Regions from separate parts of the Homo sapiens genome. Here region 1 is linked to region 2. A link is an interaction called in ENCODE POLR2A ChIA-PET data of the cell type or tissue named here. Cell type or tissue: Panc1. All regions are shown on one strand. Links, peaks and the distances in the headings refer to the core of each region. The heading gives the core; the rest is flanking DNA.

Region 1 (4,327 bases), core at 1-4,000, 100 kb before region 2:
CTCAGGATTCCAGGGTTTTGAAATCACTTGTAGAGAGGCCTATTGGTGGTACTGAGAGGAGAAGCAGAGTGAGTGAAAAAGTATTTACTGGAATAATACCAAGTGTCAGACATAGTTAAGACTTTAGTAGTTTGAGGTAATCCTGGGAGATAAGACTAAAACTGACAACTCAGGGCTTAAATAATTTCTTCAGGGCAATATTAGGAGAGATGACAGGCACCAAGCAATGCGGGATTAATATCCAGGTGAATTTTGCAGACAGTTGCGGTGGCCCCATGTTCCAGTCTTGGGGGGTAGATGCTGAGACAAAGGCAGGTCTCCTTTTATGTTTTGAGACAAGGTCTGGCTCTATTGCCCAGTGCAGTGGCTTGATATTGGCTCATTGCAACCTTCGCCTCCTGGGCTTAACCCATCCTCCCACCTCAGCCTCCCGAATAGCTGGAACTACAAGCGCACACCACCTCACCCAGCTTATTTTTGTATTTTTTGTATATTGGGGGTTTCACCATGTTGTCCAGTGTAGGGACCAGCCCCACAGGGTCGGTGGGTCTCTCCCTGTGTGCGGCGACGAGAGAGTGTAGAAATAAAGACACAAGACAAAGAGATAAGAGAAAAGGCAGCTGGGCCCGGGGGACCGCTACCACCAATGCGCGGAGACCGGTAGTGGCCCCGAATGTCGGGCTGCACTATTATTTATTGGATACAAGGCAGAAGGGGCAGGGTAAAGAATGTGAGTCACCTCCAATGATAGGTAAGGTCACGTGGGTCATGTGTCCACTGGACAGGGGGCCCTTCCCTGCCTGGCAGCCGAGGCAGAGAGGGAGAGGAGACAAAGAGAAAGACAGCTTACGCCATTATTTCTACACATCAGGGACTATTAGTATTTTCACTAATTTACTACTGCTGTCTGGAAGGCAGAGCCAGGTGTACAGGATGGAACATGAAGGCGGACTAGGAGTGTGACCACTGAAGCACAGCATCACAGGGAGACGGTTAGGCCTCCGGATAACTGCGGGCGAGCCTGACTGATGTCAGGCCCTCCACAAGAGGTGGAGGAGCAGAGTCTTCTCTAAACTCCCCCGGGGAAAGGCCCCCCCCCCCGCCGCCGGCTTTCCCGGTCTGCTAAGTAGCGGGTGTTGTTTCTTGACACCTTTTGCTACTGCTGGACCACGATCCTCTTGGTGACGGGCGTCTTCCCAGATGCTGGCATCACCGCTAGACCAAGGAGCCCTCCGGTGGCCCTGTTCGGGCATAACAGAAGGCTCGCACTCTTGTCTTCTGGTCACTTCTCACTATGTCCCCTCAGCTCCTATCTCTGTATGGCCTGGTTTTTCCTAGGCTATGATTATTGAGTGAGGATTATCATAATATTGGAATAAGAAGTAATTGCTACCAACTAATGATTAATGATACTCATATATAATCACATCTAAGATCTATATCTGGTATAACAATTCTTGTTTTATATTATACTGGAACAGCTCGTGTCCTCTGTCTCTTGCCTCGGTGCCTGGGTGGCTTGCCACCCACAGTCCAGGCTGGTCTCAAAACTCGTGAGTTTAAGCCATCTGCCTACCTTGGCCTCCCAAAGTGCTGAGATTACAGGTGTGAGCCACTGCACCCAGCCAGGTCTCCTTTCAAGTCTAACTTCTAAAGTTACCAGAAACCAGAATCTTAAGTGAATAGACATCAGGACATGAGTGGTAATTGAATAACTCTCCAACCATCCCCTTTCTTAACTATTCTTAACTGCAGAGGCTACCAGAACTTGACAGAAAACACAATTTATTTTGTTTCTATCCTCTTAAATAATCCCTTCTTTTTGGAGGCATTAGTAATGTATCTGCTTTTGGCTTGATTAAAGTTGAGGCCTGAGGAGGACTGGAGGATTGCTTTGAAGATGAGGGAAGTGACAGATTCTCTGGCGTACATTAAAAGGAAGTAAGGGTTGAGGACTACCAAGATTTATTAGAGTCTTAGACTGTTAGAACTGCAAATAAACGTAGAAATTTACTGGTTGTAGAGTCGTGTTGAGCTCCTCCTACTTCTACCAGGTGTAAACACAAATCTCTTTTTTTGCTGTGTATCTGTTCTTTAATAGTAGCGTCAAAATTCTGGTGGTATAGACTTCAGATTTCCGGTCACTTCTCCTGTTTACTCACCAGCGCCTGACTATTCTAGGCATCACCTTCTTGCCCCTATTTACTTTTGCCTGGACCATTTCATCAGTCTTTAACTGGCCTCCCACTTCTGATCTCCCTTCTCTTCCAGCTCATATTGCCAGTCATCTTCCTGATTGCTACTCGCTGGCCCCAGATCTGCATCCAGAACGAAATGGGAGCTCCTTAGCTTGGTATTCAATGCCCTCCAGGGTCTAGCCCCAACCTGCTTTTCTGGTTATCTCCTGCTCTGCTCCCTCACTTACTGGAGGCTCCCGGGACTATCATTGCAGCTAAAATATTTCTCCCTACAGTTTTCCTCCTCACTTCTATTCTTTATTTCAACACCTGTCTTCTCTTCCTACCACAACCCACTTTTCCAACTGCCTACCCGTTCAGAATACAAGACCAAAGTTTTCCATTCCTTTCCTCCTCTGTTCCCACGACAATCCCATAAGTCTTTATTTTTGGAAAAGGAGGAATCCTGCCAATGATAACTTTTTGGCTTACATATCGAGGTCAGAGAGCTAGTCTTATTCTTTATGCCTGTGGTCCCAGGCATATGTTAGAGCCCAGCAGATACCTAAGCAAATATGCCTGTTAATGATTATAACATTTATTTGTTGAATACCTATTATGTGTTAGACTCTAAATGTTGTTAATACTTAGTGATTAAATCCCCACAACAGTCCTGTGAAGGAGGTGATATTATCCAGGTTTACAGAAGAGAAAATAAAAGCCTTGAGAATTTAAGGAGCATGCCCAGATTACAAGCTAGTTAAGTGGCAGAGTCAGGACTAGAACCCAGGCCTGTTTGCCTGCAAAGCTCACTCTCATGTACTCATACTTCTGGCACTTGGCCTTATGTTATTGCTATTGAGATACATGCTTGTGTCCTTGATGAGATGCTGTGGTGTGCTCATGATTCGAGGTCAGGCCCATGCAAATCTTGGTATTCCTAGCATAGTGCTGGCATATGGTAGGTGTTCATTCATTACATGCTTGCTGAATGGAACTTCATTCTTCTGTGCCTACTTGTACTTTCTTTAAGAGAACAATGAGGCTGGGCTTCTAAAAAAAAATATACATTTTAATATCTTCCATATATTGAAAAAAATTTCTTTAGAGGCAAGGTCTTGCTCTAACCCAGGCTGGAGTGCGGTGGCACTATCATGGCTCGCTGCAGCCTCAACCCCCCTGGGCTCAAGCAATCCTCTTGCCTCAGCCGCCTGAGTATCTGGGAATACAGGCATGTACCACCACACCTGGCCAATTTTTAAATTTTTTGTAAGATAAGGTCTTTACAAAAGGCTTTTTGTTGGCTTAGGCTTATTTTTTAATACCTAGTGTGCATTCAGTAAATATGTATTGAGTGAATAGATCGTGGTAGGGCCAGAAGAGACTCACTTAAAGGATTTAGCTCTAAGGTATCTGGTTTTATTGAAGATGGGCTATCAGGAACCAAGCTCTAGGTTGTTCAGAAGAGATTCTAGGCAGCATATTGGAAAGCAGTTCAGAATTAAAAGCTGTATGACAGCAACATTGTCTGCCTTCAGCATTCTATGCAGGTGTGTCCAGGTCAGTTGGGAACAAAGTCACTTCACATCTATTTAGCTAGTATTTACTGAGCACCTGTGTTGACATCGGGCTAGGCACTATCTTTGTAATCTCTAACGCAAGTCTGTAGAGCAATGTACTTATTTAAAAATTCATTTGTCAGGCTGGGTGTGGTGGCTCATGCCTGTAATCCCAGCACTTTGAGAGGCCGAGGCGGGTGGATCACTTGAGGTCAGGAGTTTGAGACTGACCTGGCCAACATGGTGAAACCCCTTCCCTACTAAAAATACAAAAAATTAGCCGGGTGTGTTGGCGGGCGCCTGTAATCCCAGCTACTCAGGAGGCTGAGGCAGGAGAATCGCTTGAACCTGGGAGGTGGAGGTTGCGGTGAGCGGAGATCCTGCCATTGCACTCCAGCCTGGGCAACAAGAGTGAAACTCCATCTCAAAAAAAAAAAAAAAAAGTAATATACAAACACTTGTTGACAAATAAATTTATATTTATTTATTTATTTATTTAGTTTTTGAAATGGAGTCTTGCTCTGTTGCCCAGGCTGGAGTGCACTGTGTGATCTCAGTTCACTGCAATCTCCGCCTCCTGAGTTCAAGCAA
Region 2 (4,393 bases), core at 267-4,266:
AACAGAGTCTATACTTATGTGTGTATAGATGATGGAATCTTTGACATTCTTTGAATAAGGTGTTCCCTTAGGTTTTTTTTTAAAAAAGAGAACATATTTCCATGTATTTTAACATTTATTCATTCCACAATATTTGTTTTGTGTGTGCTGCACTAGGCCTGGGGAATACAGCAGCAAACAAAACAGGTAAAAACCACTGCCCTCACAGAGCTTACATGCTAAGGTGGAGAGAGAGCAAATTTAAAAGACGATTAAATATCTGGAATGTCTGATGGTGATTGCTGCTATAAAGAAAAATGAGGGAAGAGGAGTGGGAATATGTGTGTCTGTGGGTGAGTTGCAATTTTAAGTAAGATGGTTAAATGCCACTGAACAGGTGACATTTGAGCAAACCATCAGCAAACTGATGCTGAGTCAATTGCTTTGAAGTTGCAGCCTGCTGGACTGCCTGAAGTATTGGATAGAGGATATGAGAGAAGGTGAGAAATTGAGGATGACTCCAATGCGGTAGGCAGTTTATGACACAGCTCACAGTTACCCCCACCTCCTGGTATTCATGCTCTTGTATAACTTTCTTCTTGAGTCTGTGATGGACCTAGTGACTTTTTTTTTTTGAGACAGAGTCTCACTCTGTTGCCCAGGCTGGAGTGCAGTGGCGTAATCTGGGCTCACTGCAATCTCCACCCTCTGAGTTCAAGCAATTCTTCTGCCTCAGCCTCCCGAGTAGCTGGGATTACAGGCGTGCGCCACCACGCCTGGCTAATTTTTTGTATTTTTAGTAGAGACAGGTTTCACCATCTTGGCCAGGCTGGTCTTGAACTCCTGACCTCATGATCCACCCACCTTGGCCTCCCAAAGTGCCGGGATTACAGGCGTGAGCCACCGCACCCTGCCCGCCCTTTTTTTTTTTTTTTTAATCATGAATAGATTACGGCAAAGTTGATGGGATCTCATTTCTGTGGATATATCACCAAGATTGTGACTTCTGTCTTGCTGGCAGATTCTCTCCATTGCTTTCTTGGCTTTAACACTTCAGTGAAGCAATCTGCCTTGTTGAGAGGCCCACATGGCAAGGAACTGAGGGCAGCCCCTGACCAACAGCCAGCCAGGAACTGAAGATGTCAGTCCAACTACCCCTGATGAACTGAATCTTGAACCACGTGAGCTTGGAGTGCATCCTTCCCAGTTGTGCCATGAGATGAGAGCACGGCACCAGTCAACAGTGTGACTGTTCTTTGAGAAAGACACCAAAGCAGAGGGGACAGCTAAGCCATATCCAGATTTTTCACCCACAAAACTGAGATAATACATGTGTGCTTTTTAAACTGTTAAATTTTGGGACAATTTGTTATGCCACAATATATAATTAATACACAAGGTTTTTGGCAACTGGAAGAATAAAAATAGTATTTATGATATCACAAGATGAGTGTAGGTAGAGGGTTTCTTTACAGGGAGATTTCAGGGTTTCTTTTTTTTTTTGGTGATGGAGTCTCGCCCTGTTGCCCAGGCTGGAGTGAATTGGCTCAATCTCGGCTCACTGCAACCTCCACTTCCTGGGTTCAGGTGATTCTCCCACCTTAGCCTCCTGAGTAGCTGAGATTACAGGCACCTGCCATCATGCCTGGCTAATTTTTATAGAGACGGGGTTTCACCATGTTGGCCAGGCTGGTCTCGAACTCCTGACCTCAGATGATCCACCCAGGCTGGAGTGAACTGGCGCAATCTCGGCTCACTGCAACCTCCACTTCCTGGGTTCAGGTGATTCTCCCACCTTAGCCTCCTGAGTAGCTGAGATTACAGGCACCTGCCATCATGCCTGGCTAATTTTTATAGAGACGGGGTTTCACCATGTTGGCCAGGCTGGTCTCGAACTCCTGACCTCAGATGATCCGCCTGCCTCGGCCTCCCAAAGTGTTGGGATTACAGGCGTGAGCCTCTGCACCCAGCTGATTGCAAGTTTTGGATATGTACAATGCACATAAGTATCTATTTTTGTGATAATACTTCTCACTAATTTTTCAAATGGTAGTTAGCTACCAATATATAGAATCTAAATACTCTCCATGAGCCACCTTAAAACAAAGTTATTTAAGGCATCTTCAAAAATCAGATTCTAGGCCGGGTATGATGGCTCACACCTGTAATCCCAGCACTTTAAGAGGCCGAGGCAGGTGGATGGCTTGAGCCCAGGAGTTCAAGACCAGCCTGAGCAACATACAGAAACCCCGTCTCTATTAAAAACACAAAAATTAGCTGTGCGTGGTGGTGCTTGCCTGTAGTCCTAGCTACTTGGGAGGCTAAAGTGGGAGGATCACTTGAGCCCAGGAAGTTGAGGCTGCAGCGAGCCGTGATCACGCCGCCGCACTCCAGTGTGGGTGATGGGAGTGAGACCCTGTCTAAAAAAAAAAAAAAAATCAGATGTTATAATAATTTTAGTCATAATTATTTCTGGAAATGGAAAACATCAAATACAGTACCAACCCATGAATTCTGATGTCTCACTTTTAGAATTTCTCTATTCTTTGCTTTCAATTTGCACAAAAACCAGAATAAAATTTATCTTTGTATGTCTGTGACGAAAAGATTATTTGCTGGAGCAACTGGACAGGACAAACCATTTAAGAGAATGTGCTTTTTAGCATTTAAGGACTTATATGTTAATGAAGTAATTCACTGTTAAAAGTTTGCCCAACTTCCTGAGGTTTTGAATGATGATAGCTTAAATGGAGATCAAAAGTAAGATATGGAACCAAGAGAAATGAAGGAGGTGAAATCAGCAGGCTGTGGTGATTGGCTAGAAGTTGGAGTAAGGAAGAGGGTAGTGTACAGATATTGTATGGTGCTCATCGTCTCTTGGCAGGAAAGGTGCTCATCCTTTATAAAACCAAAGGATTGTTGTGGAGAACAGCTGCTAGGTCTCCACACAAAATCCAACCGTTATTAATCTCAGCCATTCTGATCATTCCATGGGAAGCCCCTGCCCACGACTTGTTTAGGAATGGGCATGTGACACAATCCTGGCAAAAGACTATTAAGTAGAAACTTTCCTTTCTGTGTGTGTTGCCTGGAACCAGGCAGCCATCTTGGGACTACAGTGGAGTTCCATGAAGAGATCAGGAAGAGATCAAGCCAAGGGCTGAGGGCGGTCAAGTGGGAAGACAGAGGGACTTGGGTCCTTAGATTGTGTGGTTGAACCACCACATTTGCCAATCCTGAAACCCCCACATGTGGGGACTTGTTTTTATAGGAAGTGGGACATTTTCTAGTGGTTTAAGTCATTTTGAGTTGGGTTTTCTGTTACTTGCAGCTAAATGCACTCTGAGACAGGGACATTCTAGAAGAAGCTCCAGTTTTCTGGCTTTATGAGTGGATCCATTTTCTATAACAGCACATTCAGAAGGAGAAGGCAACAGGCCTTGGGAAGTGGGGAGAAAGGATGACCTTGGTTCAGGACATGCTTAGCAGTGCTGGAGGGACACCAGGTGAGGACATCTGCTGAAGGTTTGAGGTGCAGATCTGGAGGTCAGGAGTGAGTTCACAGGAGATAGCACTATGGCAATCCTTGAGGGGCACAGAGAGAGGGAGGTTGAAACATAGGCTTTGGCTTGGATCCAGCCTTACTTCTTAATACCTGTGTCACCTGGGGAAAGGCACTTCTTTTTTTTTTTTTTTTTTTTTTTTTGAGATGGAGTTTTGCTCTTGTTGCCTCTAGGCTGGAGTGCAATGGTGCGATCTCAGCTCACCGCAACCTCTGCCTCCCGGGTTCAAGCAATTCTCCTGCCTCAGCCTCCCGAGTAGCTGGGATTACAGGCATGCGCCACCACACCCGGCTAATTGTGTATTTTTAGTCGAGACAGGGTTTCTCCATGTTAGTCAGGCTTGTCTCAAACTCCCAATCTCAGGTGATCCGCCCACCTCAGCCTCCCAAAGTACTGGGATTACATGCATGAGCCACTGTGCCCAGCCTTTTTAAATTTTTTTTTTTAATTTTTGTTGTTGTTGTTTTTGTTGTTGTTGAGACAGAGTCTCACTCTGTCACCCAGGCTGGAGTGCAGTGGCATGATCTCGGCTCACTGCAACCTCGGCCTGCTGGGCTCAAGTGATTCTCATGCCTCAGCCTCCTGAGTAGCTGGGATTACAGGCGCCCGCCACCATGCCAGGCTAATTTTTGTATTTTCAGTAGAGACGGGGTTTCACCATGTTGGCCAGGCTGTTCTCAAACTCCTGACCTCAGGTGATCCTCTCGCCTCGGCCTCCCAAAGTGCTGGGATTACAGGCATGAGTTACCACACTCAGCAGCACTTCGCTTTTTAAAGCCTCTATTTCCTCCCTTGTAAAATGGAAATTCTTGCCTTAGTGTTTCCAAAGTAGAAATTCTTATCTGTGTGTG

Evidence for each region. ChIA-PET counts read pairs that join two places held together with the same protein. Peaks named below come from ENCODE experiments on the same cell type or tissue, not always from the same donor. Only the 100,000 strongest peaks of a DNase experiment are listed, where the experiment ranks them.
Region 1: POLR2A ChIA-PET joins it to region 2 with 6 read pairs; 2 of 35 experiments call an interaction of 5 or more read pairs at or near these places.

Annotation. Positions count from the first base shown.
Region 1 is chr12:104,293,144-104,297,470 of GRCh38, forward strand. All of the region lies in intron 4 of TXNRD1 (thioredoxin reductase 1), which reads left to right. Among named protein-coding and RNA genes, the nearest start is that of EID3, 8.4 kb to the right of the region's middle. In Panc1, for the core only: a CTCF peak has its summit at 1,240 (motif pointing left); no DNase peak of the experiment used is centred there; H3K4me3 peaks cover 1,938 bases; H3K27ac peaks cover 3,803 bases.
Region 2 is chr12:104,397,179-104,401,571 of GRCh38, forward strand. It overlaps LOC105369949 (a long non-coding RNA gene), which reads left to right. Exons shown (of 4, transcript XR_007063432.1): 4 at 1,001-1,421. It overlaps LOC124903003 (a long non-coding RNA gene), which reads left to right and starts at 2,381. Exons shown (of 2, transcript XR_007063434.1): 1 at 2,381-3,485. In Panc1, for the core only: no CTCF peak of the experiment used is centred there; no DNase peak of the experiment used is centred there.